Linked DNA regions of Homo sapiens: region 2 is linked to region 1. A link is a contact called in ENCODE Hi-C data. All regions are on one chromosome and are shown on one strand. Each heading gives the region's core, a stretch centred on a gene start or an enhancer-like site at or near the end of the contact. The rest is flanking DNA. Distances are from core to core; before and after follow the strand shown. Region 1 overlaps LOC105378519 (a long non-coding RNA gene). Region 2 holds the start of BTBD16 (BTB domain containing 16).

Region 1 (6,128 bases), core at 2,300-4,799:
GGAGGCAGAGCTTGCGGTGAGTCGAGATTGCGCCACTGCACTCCAGCCTGGGCGACAGAGCGAGACTCCATCTCAAATAAATAAATAAATAAATAAATAAAAGAAAAAAGAAAAAAAAAAGATACCTGTGAGCTGTGGACATCTGAATGTTCACACAGCACTGACCTTTTTAAACATGAAAATGAAAACGAATAGTCAGACTCCTGCATTTTTCCATGTCTTATTTCAGTTTTAAAGATGGACAATATGATAAGAAAGTCTGTTTCTCTTCTGGATTTCTATTTCCAAAGAGATAGCAAAGGTTCTCAGGTTACTTGGAGAGTTTACTAGGATGCTGAGCGCTCCTCACCCACATAGTTTATTATTCGGGAGGTCTGAGGTGGGACCCCAAAAGACAAATTCTCAGGTGAGGTTGATGCTGCTGGTCTGGCGACCACGCTTGGAGACTCCGTGAGCCAGAGGACTCTGCCCCGACTTGCTAGGGAGGCAGGAGCTCTGGTGACCTGCTGTGTGGCCTGGAGGAAGTCACTGCCCATTCTGAGCCTCGGATTCCTTGTTGGTAAACAGCGTCTTAGGACGCGGCTCTGTGATGCTGTGGCCTGTGCGTCGCATCGGCATGTCTCAGCCGGCACCGGGCAGCAGAGGGCAGCAGAGATCAGGAAATGGCGTCCCGGCAGGCGGCTTCTCCCACTGCTGAAATGAGTTCTCTCAACTGTCGCTCAGCACTCCGAAACCATTAGCCAAAGAAGAAAGACATTTCCTCATCCCTTTGCTCTCCAATGACTAAGAAAAGTGAAGTGATGCCTTACACTGAAATGTATTTCTTAAAAGTTGGATACTTGTATCATCTTGAAAGCCCCTCTACATCCAGGAAAACTGCAGCCCAGAGAGGGGAGGAAAAGCCCGCGGCCTCCTGCTGGTGGTAAGTTCAGGAACACGCATGGGCCTTTCCGCTCCGTCCCAAGCTGAGTTTTACATTCCCTCCTAGACGAGAATTGGCGAGTGGACATGAGGGTAGCTTTCTTCCATGGTGCTGGGGGGCAGGAGGAACCCCAGGGACTCATGGATGTGGGAAGGACATGAGAGGTTTCCCAAGTAGGGCCCCTTGCATTTAGAGCCCCCTCTACATGGAGCTGGAAAAGGGAGTTCCGTTTAAATGTGTGACCCTGGAGTCCCCAAACATCTATTCAGAGACAGCAGATAAATCCCAGACTGCACCTCTCCAGCTGGTCTTCAAGCTCAGAACCCCCTCCTCGTTTCCAAGTGTGGATCCATCAGAATGAAGGGCCCACACCTCTCCCCCACCGTGGATTTCACATTTCCTGGTGCCTCTAAGTCACCAGGAGGGGGCAGAAAATTCTGCCTCCCAAGCCCCACCTCCAGGGACCCCATTCATCAGGTTTGGGTGCGGTCCTGGAATCCACGTGCTAAACAGACGCTGAGGGTGGTTTGCCCAACCAGACCTGGACAATCTCTGGCCTGGAGGTTAAGCCTGGGTGGTGAAGATGAAGAGATAGGTGGCAGGCAACACTGGGAATTCACAGTCTCCGTTCTTGGAATCATACTTCTCATCCACGGGGAAAATTCCTTGGTTCTGGTACCTTCCCTGCAACTCTCTCCAATCATCCTAACATTCTGGGGGCCCAAGATGAGAATAAAAGCGAAGTTCCCATACCATGTGTCAATTATTAAAAAGTTATCAATCCGGGGCCGGGCATAGTGGCTCATGCCTGTAATCCTAGCACTTTGGGAGGCCGAGGCGGGTGGACTGCCTGAGTTCAGGAGTTCGAGACCAGCCTGGGCAACACAGTGAAACCCCGTCTCTAGTAAAATACAAAAAAAATTAGCCGGGCATGGCGCCGTGCACGGCGCCGTGCACCTGTAATCCCTGCTACTTGGGAGGCCGAGGCAGGAGAATCGCTTGAACCCAGGAGGTGGAGGTTGCAGTGAGCCAAGGTCACGCCATTGCACTCCAGCTTGGGTGACAGAGTAAGGCTCCGTCTCAAAAAAAAAAAAGGTTACCAATCCAATCAGTTGTTAGAAGATAAAACCCATAATTTTTCTACCTTGGTAAATACATCTTCATCATCATGAAGGCAAGGTTTGAATTTAGAATTCTGAGGAGTTGACTTTCGAAAAAAGGCAGCACAGAGAGCCAGGCTGCAGCCTACCCCCTTCACGCCTCACCCCACTTGGCTTTTTAGTGCACACACGTGTGTGTGTGTGTACAGGTGTGTATACCCACTAGCCCCACATATCCACGCCCCCACCCAGTTCCAGCTGAGCCATCACCCACAGAAGAATGATGGACCCAGGGAGAGAGGCCCACACAAACCTGGAGGTTGGCTCAGGGTTCCAGGTATCCGTGACTCTAAAAGGCAGGGTACAGGATCCAGGGGAAGCCCATCCCCAGCCCCAGGGACCCCTTGCCCTAGATAGGGCATAGCCTGATGAGACAGAGCAGGCCCCACCCCTGCCCACCAGGGCTCCTTGCTGGCCAGTGGGAGGTGGAGGCCTTAGAGTTATAAGGAGCTGTCAGGTTGGTCCCACTGAAGCCACACTGGCTTTGGGCCCCTGGGAGCCTGACTGTGAGGCCTTTCTGAAACCTCAGGTAGGCCTGACAGACAGACAGGGCTGCAATCCAGGGCTGAGCGCCTGCCTGGAGATGGGGCTCCAGGAGGGACTGGGAGGGCTGCCTGGAGGCGGGGGCTGTTAAAATGCAGCTCTCTGGGCCCTGCACCAGCCCTTCTGAATCAGTGGAGCTGGACATCTATGTTTTAACAAGACCCTCCTTCCCAAGGATTCTAACACAACACTAAAGTGTGAGAAGCACAGCTTGGAAACATTTTGTTTTATTCATGCAGTCAACAGATATCCACAGAACATCCCCTCCCTTGGCACTCTCAGTTTCCTGTCCCCTGCAGCCAACAGGAAGTCAGCTCTTCCCCACAGATTCTCTCCCTCCTCAAGTTTCAATTCAATTTCACCTCCTCAGGGGCACCTTTTCCAAAATGGCTGCCATCTCCCGGCCCTCAACACCACATCCCCTCTCCTAGCTCCTTCTTGGCCTTTACCACTGGTGCAGATGAGCTTCTTGGAGTATTTATTTTACTCATTGCCATGCCTCCCCCTCTAGAATATAACCCCTTCCCCAGGGCCAGGGCCTGATACATGGGAATCATTCCTTTACTGCAGTGTTGCTGGGATATAATATGCCCATAAACCTACTGAGTATTTGATGAATGATGAATAAGGCCGCTACCACTCAGCAATTCATTCATTGCCTCTTCCCACAATGGGACAATGGGGCAGGTGCCTTTTGGATAAAGAGGGAAGGTGTAGGTGGCGGAAGCCTCCGAGCTCTGAAGACCCTGCATGGCTGTCTGCCCGCCCCTCCATGAAAGGGGCAGCTCTCCCAGGAAAGAGAGGAAGAGAGGCCAAGAGAGCTCACAAATGGGTGTCTTCTCTTGTGAGGAAGGATTCGGGGCTCAACACGCTTCCTGGGGCTGGGTCTGTACAGGTAGAAGGAAGAGGCCCAGTTGGCTCCAAGCCTGGGCCAGCCCCAGCCCTGCAGCCTGGCGGTGTGCAGGCACCCTCACTTCAGAACATGCTTGTATGCACTTGCTCTTCTGGCACGCCATGAACTGTTTCTTGGCTGCCTTGTTAGGAGATTAAGCTTTCTCTAAAAAGATGAAAAAAAAAATCTCTAGCAAAGGCCTGACTAGAGCTGACCCCCGAGGAGGCGGTGGCAATAACTGATGGGCACTACATTTGTCTAATTAATCTTCTTGTCAACAAAGTTGTTCTTTGCCGGTGCCAGCTCTGACATCATCCTGCAAGCTTGCCACACTGGTTCATATGCAGTTACAAAGGCTGCCTGTGACCCAGCACTACACTCCCTAACCACCCCCAACACGCTGCTGCCTGGAAATGGGTGGATGAGAACAGAGATGTCACACAGCTGCTGGCTTAGAAGGGGCACCGGGGAATCACAGCTTGAATGAAAGTTGGATAAAGATCTGGAAGGTTCAGGGGATCCCCAGGCTGGAAGGAGCCTGGTTTCTAAATAGGACACCGATGCCGACCATCTTTTTCAAGTTAAACTTTGGAAAGTTCCATTTGCCATGCAAACTACCCTTGCCCTGGATGGGTTGCCCCAAGAGTGACCCAGGAAAGTTTAGGTGGTAAAGTTGCAAAATCAAGTGGCTTCAGGGCCCAGGCAGAGATTTCACTTTCAGTGCCCTGGGATGAAATCTCTGGATGTCCACGAGGCTGACCTGGACTTCCCGGATTGGGAGGCCTTGTGGTCAAAAGCCGAGTCCAGTCCTGAACACCAGATCTAAATGTTCAAGAAGACTGTGCAGATTTACAGGCTAAATCAGAGTCCCTGGTAGCTGTTTCCGACCTCTGTATGGGGCTTTTAGAGTGAACTGTGGTCTCATCCAGGCGTTTCCCGACCATTGCATCCCACACAGGGCCTCCCTTCTGATTTTATCGTTAGTCTCTCTCCCTGTTGATTTCCTCCAAGTGCTCATCACTGTCCACACTCACCCTGTTTATTTCTGCTCACCGATCTGGCTTTTTAATCGAGGAGTCTGTGAATAAAATCTGGAGGAGGGGGGTCTATGAACTTGGACAGGAAAATATTTATATCATTATTTTCACTGTCTGAGATTTAACAATTTACTCAATTATGAAAATCGGCAACAAGCCACAGTGTATTAGCAGTGTCTGTGACTTTGTCTCCAACAGAAATCACAGCTGTTTTTCTATCACGTCGTAGTTGATGCAGTTATCTCAAAATATCAGCTGGGCTAATCACTATTTTGAAATGACTGTAGTTAATAGATTGGTCTGTAGATCCTGTTACATCCTCTATCAACGAAGAACATATACGAGTATAGCACCACTTAAAAATATTTTGATAACTGCATGACAGTATAATCGGTTTGTTTCATAATCCTGTGTATCTTAATTTATGCTTTTTTCAAATATTCTGGCCTCATGAGACTGGCAAGAAAGACTGTAAGCCATCTTTTCTGTTACTTTTTCTTTCTTTCTTTCTTTCTTTTTTTTTTCTATTTTTGAGACGGAGACTCTCACTCTGTCACCCAGGCTGGAGTGCAGTGGTGATCTCGGCTCACTGCAACCTCCGCCTCCCGGGTTCAAGCGATTCTCCTGCTTCAGCCTCCCGAGTTCTCTTTTCTATCCTTAGCCCCGACCTTGGGTTCTGGCACACAGTAAGTGCTCAAGACAATATTATTGACTGAATTAATGAAGGAACCACTGAACAAATGAATTAAATAAGTGAACTGAACAAATGAACATGAGCCTTAACGTGGCCGTGGGTCCACGTCCATGGACCCACGTATTCTGGAAGGTGCAGAAGTTTCCACGACCCTTTGCCACCTGAGCTTCTGTCTGTGCGACATCCACACTACCCACCAGGAGAGACGGGGGTCTTGCTACCTCCACTAAGAACAGTAGGAACAGCTCAGAGCTGACCACGGCGTCCCCACTAAACAAGACTCCACCGGCCCATTGCCTTTTTTGCTCCAGCCACACGGGCCTCCGGAGACCAGAGCTGGAGATAAGGGGATGATCCTTTTTTTTTTTTTATATTATACTTGAAGTTTTAGGGTACATGTGCACAACGTGCAGGTTTGTTACATATGTATACATGTGCCATGTTGGTGTGCTGCACCCATTAACTCATCATTTAGCATTAGGTATATCTCCTAATGCTATCCCTCCCCCCTCCCCCCACCCCACAACAGTCCCCAGTGTGTAATGTTCCCCTTCCTGTGTCCGTGTGTTCTCATTGTTCAATTCCCACCTATGAGTGAGAACATGCGGTGTTTGGTTTTTTCGTCCTTGTGATATTTTGCTGAGAATGATGGTTTCCAGTTTCATCCATGTCCCTACAAAGGACATGAACTCATCATTTTTTATGACTGCATAGTATTCCATGGTGTATATGTGCCACATTTTCTTAATCCAGCCTATCGTTGTTGGACATTTAGGTTGGTTCCAAGTCTTTGCTATTGTGAATAGTGCCGCTATAAATATACGTGTGCATGTGTCTTTATAGCTGCATGATTTATAATCCTTTGGGTATATACCCAGTA
Region 2 (6,128 bases), core at 1-2,500, 1.3 Mb after region 1:
CACAGAACATTCCACAGCGATCGGCTTCTGTGCAAAGCAGAATATGGTGTTGGGAGGAGTAGAATCACAGGATTTGAGGGCTGAGGCGGGAGACAAATTCAGGGGTACCTCCCATTTATAGAGTGTTTCGTAGTTTCTAGATCACAGCCACAGGAGGCAGCGCAGCTACTTTCCCGTTTTACTTTAGGATGTATGTGGCCTAGGAGAGGCTGGCCTTGGGTCTTAAAAGCTGTACTGCCTCCTGGTTCCTATTACTGTAACTAGGGATTTCTGTGATCCCTGGGGTGGTGGTCCAGGCCTTTGATGGACCCGTGGTGACCCATGTGACTCTGACCCACATGGCCTCCACCTCCCCATCCCCTAGTTTGGGTCATGGGCTTCACAGGCCACGTCGCTGAGGACACTGTAAGATTGCACTTAGGGCCAGGTGCGGTGGCTCACACCTGTAATCTCAGCACTTTGGGAGGCCGAGGTGGGCAGATCACCTGAGGTCAGGAGTTCGAGACCAGCCTGGCTAATATGGTGAAACCCTGTCTCTACTAAAAATACAAAAATTAGGCCGGTGTGGTGGCGGGCACCTGTGATCCCAGCTATTCAGGAGGCTGAGGCACAAGAATTGCTTGAACCCGGTGAACCTAGGAGGCGGAGGTTGCAGTGAGTCAAGATCACACCACTGCACTCCAGCCTGGGCGATAGAGTGAGACTCCATCTCAGAGAAAAAAAAAAAGCAAAACAAAACAAACAAATCCCAAACATTTCCACTCTGGATGCCAGCTTGAAGGCTCTTGGTCTTGTCCTTGACTTTTAGGCAGTCCTTAGCTCCCAGAGAGAGCAGCATTAAAAATCATCATCAGCAAAGTACTTCATTAGGCATAGCTTTTAATAATGCGGAATGCTCAATTTTTATTGAAATATGTTTGTCAAAACACAGATAGAAAATGCTAGAAATAGAGCACCCCAGAATGCCAGAGCTGGGAGGCATCTGAGAAGCTTCTAGTCTAATCTTCTCCTTTGACAGATGAAGCCTGAAGATTTGGGGGTTGGTTCTCACTGAGGCTGTGCCCTGGGTTGCCCCAGGTGCTGTGAGGAACAGGAATGGAGGCACATGGCACCCACACTGGTCTCTGAGATGCCATCACTCACAGCTTCTCCCCATCAGCCAGGGCCTTGGACACAGCCCGAGCCTGAGTTGAAACCTGGCCCTGGAACAGGAAGTGCTTGGAAGCTTCCCTGCCGTTGCCGTGGTGCTCACAACCACCCAGGAAACCAAGGCAAGCTCCCCCTGTCAAAGCACCTTGGCCCATAAGAAGAAAAGGGGGAGCCCCAGATGTGATGAGCGCTTCCAGGCTTCAGGCTCAGAAGGCGCCCCCAGCTCTCCTGTAACTCAGAGGCCAGTGTGATGGGAGTTCCTCCACTCAGCACACTTCCCCTGTAAACACGCCTGTGGTGGGCAAAAGGGCTTTGGAACGGTAAGTACAATGGGTATTTTTCAGCCACTTCAGAGACCAAGAAATGTGTCCTAGTGACAGGTGCTGTCTTAGCACCTGTCTAGACCCAGTGTTAGACTTGGGTGCCTCTGGTCTACTTGGCAGGGAGGGAGTTTAGGGAATCAGGAGGGGTCTGGGAGCTGAGAGACCATTGTAGGTAGCTCCTGCCCGCCCACAGGGACCTTGGCACAGGCTCTCAAAACACACGAAGGGGCAGATTGCCTGGTGGGATGAAAAAAGAACACATTTCCAGGCCATTGAGATGTCTCTGGATTTCAAGATCAGCTAAAAAAGTTCTTAGATATTGATCTAAGAAAGCAGGAGCTTTGGGTAGCTGAGTGCAAACCCCAGCCTCCCTCTCTCTGTAACTGAAGCGGTGCTCTGTGGGCATAGCGAGTCCCGTGTGGGGTTTATTCTGTGCTGACCAGGTCTGCTTTAGAATGGAACCCTCTTCTCTCTTCTCAGATTCCTTAAGGCCACGTTGAGGATTTGGGGGTCTATGTCTAGGGCAGTGGGAAGCTGGTGAAGGGCTTTAAGCTGAGGAGTTCATCATCCTGGCTCCTGTGAGGTAAAGGGATCAGAAAAGCATGTATGTGTTACCTGAGGTGGGAGAAGCCTCACGCAAGGTGGAAACTCAGCCATCAAGGAAAACACACATTGCTGTAAACTCAAGTGCACCTCTGAAAGCTGGTTGAACAGCCAAAGATGCTCTTAACACACATGCATACATGGATGCAATTGCAGATGAAGACACCAGCAGCTGGGTACAAACACCAGGGCCATGTTTGTACCCAGACACGTTTCTTTTTCTTTTTTCTTTCCCCTCGAGACAGAGTTTCGCTCTTGTTTCCCAGGCTGGAGTGCAATGGTGAGAGTTTGGCTCACTGCAACCTCCACCTCCAGAGTTCAAGTGACTGTCCTGCCTCAGCCTCCCAAGTAGCTGGGATTACAGGCATGCGCCACCACACCCAGCTAATTTTGTATTTTTAGTAGAGACAAGGTTTCATCATATTGGTTAGGCTGGTCTTGAACTCCTGACCTCAGGTGATCCACCTGCCTTGGCCTCCCAAAGTGCTGGGATTACAGGCATGAGCCACTGGGCCTGGCCCCAGATATGTTTTCAAATTAGAGACTGGCAAAGGAAATACACACACACACACACACACACACACACAGGACATATTTTCATACTAATGAAACAATTTGTTTACCATAAACAAAGTCAAAAGACAAATGATACACTTCTGCAGCATGTATGGCAGACAAAATGTTAGTGTCCCCAGTACATAGAGGGCTCCTTAAAAAATGCTAGTGAGACTACAGTAACCCAGTAGAAAATTGCGGAAAACCTATGATTAGGCAGTTTTCAGAAAAGAAAAATTAAACAGCCAATAAATAGATAAAAGAATGCTCAACCCCACTGGTAGCCAGGAAAGTTCAAATTAAAGTAAGAATCTGAAACCATCTGACACTCACCAGCTTGGCAAAAATAAATACGATGATACTACCTAGTACTAAAGATGTTGTGAAAAAAATGACAACACTTATAAATTGGTGATAGGAATGTTAATTGCTGCAATTTTGGGGCAAGTGAATTGGTATTAACTATTTCAATTGAAGATACAGATCTCTGACATAACTATACCACTTGGAAGACTATTTCATAGAAATAAAAACAGCAACACAAAGATATATATATATATATATATATATACACACATACATACATATATATACAGATGCAGATATAGGTAACATGTATAGATATATGTATACACACATGTACACAAACTGCCATAATAATGTGTATGCATATTGTTCCCATTGTTTTTATTATGGGAATAAAATATAGGAAATAACCTCAATGACTTGGCAGAGGAATATTTTAATAAATAATGATGCATTCACTGTATGAAATATTATGCGGCCAGAAACAGTGTCTCATGCCCATAATCCTGGCACTTTGGGAGGCCAAGGCAGGAGGATTGCTTGATATCAGGAGTTCAAGACCAGTCTGGGCAATATAGATCAGTCTGGGCAACCCTGGCTCTAGAAAAATTAAAAAATTAGCCAGGTGTGGTAGCGGACACCTGTAGTCCCAGCTACTGGGGAGGCTGAAGTGGGAGGATCACTTGAGCCCAGAAGATTGAGGCTGCAGTGAGCCTTTATCACACCACTGCACTCCAGCCTGGGCAACAGAGCAAGACCCTGTCTCAAAAAAAGAAAAAGTGATATTATGCAGCTATGTTAAATTTTTCTTTCCTGTCATTGTATTGGTTCACTAGTTACAACAAGCATATATTATTAATACTTTTGCAATTAAAAAGTCCAATTAAGGCAATTAAAAGGCAAAGAAAAACCTGTCTGCCCAAGTGGAATGGAAATTCTATGAGGCAAGGATCGTGTGCATTTTGCTCACTGCTGTCTCTCAGAAACGGCTAACGCCTCTCTCCATATGGCGACTGCACAGGAGATGCTTGTTGGTGAATGGATGAACATAGCCATGGCTGTGATGCAGGTGAAGTGCTGTTTGGGGAGCAAAGGGAGGTCAGCTGAGGTTCTTGGTCATCAAGTGCCGTGGCTTCTGCTGGTTTCACCAGCTCACCCACTTCTCCTCTTCTCTGATGTTGCTCTGGGGAACTACCCAGTCCCCAGTGCACGTTCTTGTTGGGAGAATTAGTCAAGGTGTCTGCCCTCAGGGGCCAAAGAGTGGGCCCCTGAGCTAAGCCAGGCCAGTTGGGGCCTCTTGCTGAGAATCTGGATTGAAAAGAACCCTGCATAGATGGACTGTGGGAGAGCCGACTCATGCTGGAGGCAGCGCCTGACAACAACAGCCACCAACTCCTGGTGCGTGCCACCCAGGTCCCTGCAGCTGCTTCCTGTTCTTTCCCGGAGAGTTCTCCAGTTTCCTTTTGAGTCTATGAGACCCTCCTCTCATCACCATCCTTCCAATCAATCTTAACCTCCCCGCAACCCCATAATCAAATGGGTTTCTGTTGCTTGTAACCCAACAGCCCTGATAATGTTCAGAGATAACTGGAAAGTCCTTGCACTCTTCCTCTTTCATGACCCTGTAAGCTAGGGTGACCATCAGTCTACAGAGCTCCAGGGCAGCCCTGGCCTACAGCCATTGTCCAGGCCTAATTATTAATATCATCCCTTTAGTCTCCTCGTCTGAATGATCAATTATGTGATCAGCCTACTTATAGCTATCTTTTGGTCTTCCTCACTTTGGCAAAGGATTATCTTCTGTTTTGCTTTATCTGAGCCACTTTCCCAGAACAATAGCAGAGATCTCTCTATTCACCTGCTTACAAAAAAAACAAAAAACAAAACCAAACAAAAAACCCCAGCAACAACAAGATATTCTCTTGATTGATAAATAACCCACATTCGAGGCTTATTCATTATTGTTCCTGTGGCAAAGTATAGATTCTTTAGGCCAATCTCCTCCATAATATTTTGAAAAGTATGGAAAATGTCACCTTTACCTCTTTTGTCTTCTAGGTTGCTTGTCTTTTCTCTCCTGCGTAATTTCCACTTTCATTCATGATAATGTCGAACACGGTGAGTAGATCAGTTTCTCAAGAAGGTAGGTGATGAGAAGAAGCATTTGCTTATGGTCATTTTGACAAATTTCCACAAGGGGCTGGGTTCTGCACCACCGAGGACCTCAAGCATTATTGGCTGACTCGGCTGGAAAGAGCGCGTCCAGGCAGCACCGTCCAGAGGGCAGAGAGCAGGCTTGTGGTCTGAGCTGACGATGTTTTACTTTGACGTTTTACGTGACAGCCGGACTACATCTAGACTCAGATTCCACAGTTTTTAATCACCCACCATCTTCTAGGCACTATACTAAGGCATATTTCCCAAACTTTATCCTACTTTATACTTTTTACAGCATTGGAAACAAGATGATATCCCCACAATCCCCACCATCGCCATCCTCACTGTCGTTGTCACGATAACCATTACCGTCACCACCACCACCCATTATTTCCATTTTACACATGAGAACTGAGAGCCTCAGAATGTTAAGTAACTTGCTCAAGGTCACACAACTAGAAAGTAAAATTTGAACTCATATGCTCTAGTCCGTGGCCCATGGTCTCGTCACCTCTCCATTGGTGCCCTGGGTGGCTTGGGATCAATGACATCCATTCCTGTGGGTCCCTCCTCGTGCTTTTTTCCTTGCTAGGTTGCTTTGAGCCTTCAGTCTAAGGTTTACATCCATGCTGGGTATCGTCCTTCTTTTTTATGTAAATTGCTGAATTTCCCCTGGAGCCTCAAGAAAATGTCTAAGACTGAGCAGTTCTGCTCCTGGGCATATAACCAAAAGAATAAAAAGACAGGTGTTCAAAAAAAAACTTGCCCATGAATATTCACAGCACTCTTCACAATAGCCAAAAGGTATAAAAAACCCAAGTGTCCATCAACTGATGAAGGAATAAGCAAAATGTGGAATATTTACACAGTGGAATATTATTCAGCCTTAAAAGAATGAAGTACCAATACATGGATGAACCTTGAAAACATTATGTTATGTGAAAGATGCCATCCACAAAAGGCCACATATTGTGTGATTCCACTTGTATGCAATACCCAGAACAGGTGAAAACATAAAGTCAGAACATAGGGGCT

The links. A loop is a pair of places that touch in the nucleus more often than their neighbours do. Pooled maps may share reads with other maps.
Region 2: a pooled map shows a loop between it and region 1 (12-fold over the local background). The contact joins the promoter of BTBD16 here to the enhancer-like site in region 1. A Hi-C loop is called at or near these places in 2 of 37 single-sample maps with no recorded cell type and 8 of 50 pooled maps.

What each region holds. Positions count from the first base shown.
Region 1 is chr10:120,942,367-120,948,494 of GRCh38, forward strand. All of the region lies in intron 2 of LOC105378519 (a long non-coding RNA gene), which reads right to left. Among named protein-coding and RNA genes, the nearest start is that of WDR11, 94 kb to the left of the region's middle. RefSeq lists enhancers at 490-784, 689-758. Within about 2 kb of position 3,550, at least 8 of the 41 ENCODE cell types and tissues checked have a DNase peak (open chromatin) inside an H3K27ac peak, as active enhancers do.
Region 2 is chr10:122,270,046-122,276,173 of GRCh38, forward strand. It overlaps BTBD16 (BTB domain containing 16), which reads left to right and starts at 1,251. Exons shown (of 16, transcript NM_144587.5): 1 at 1,251-1,469; 2 at 4,995-5,054. The coding sequence starts at 5,037.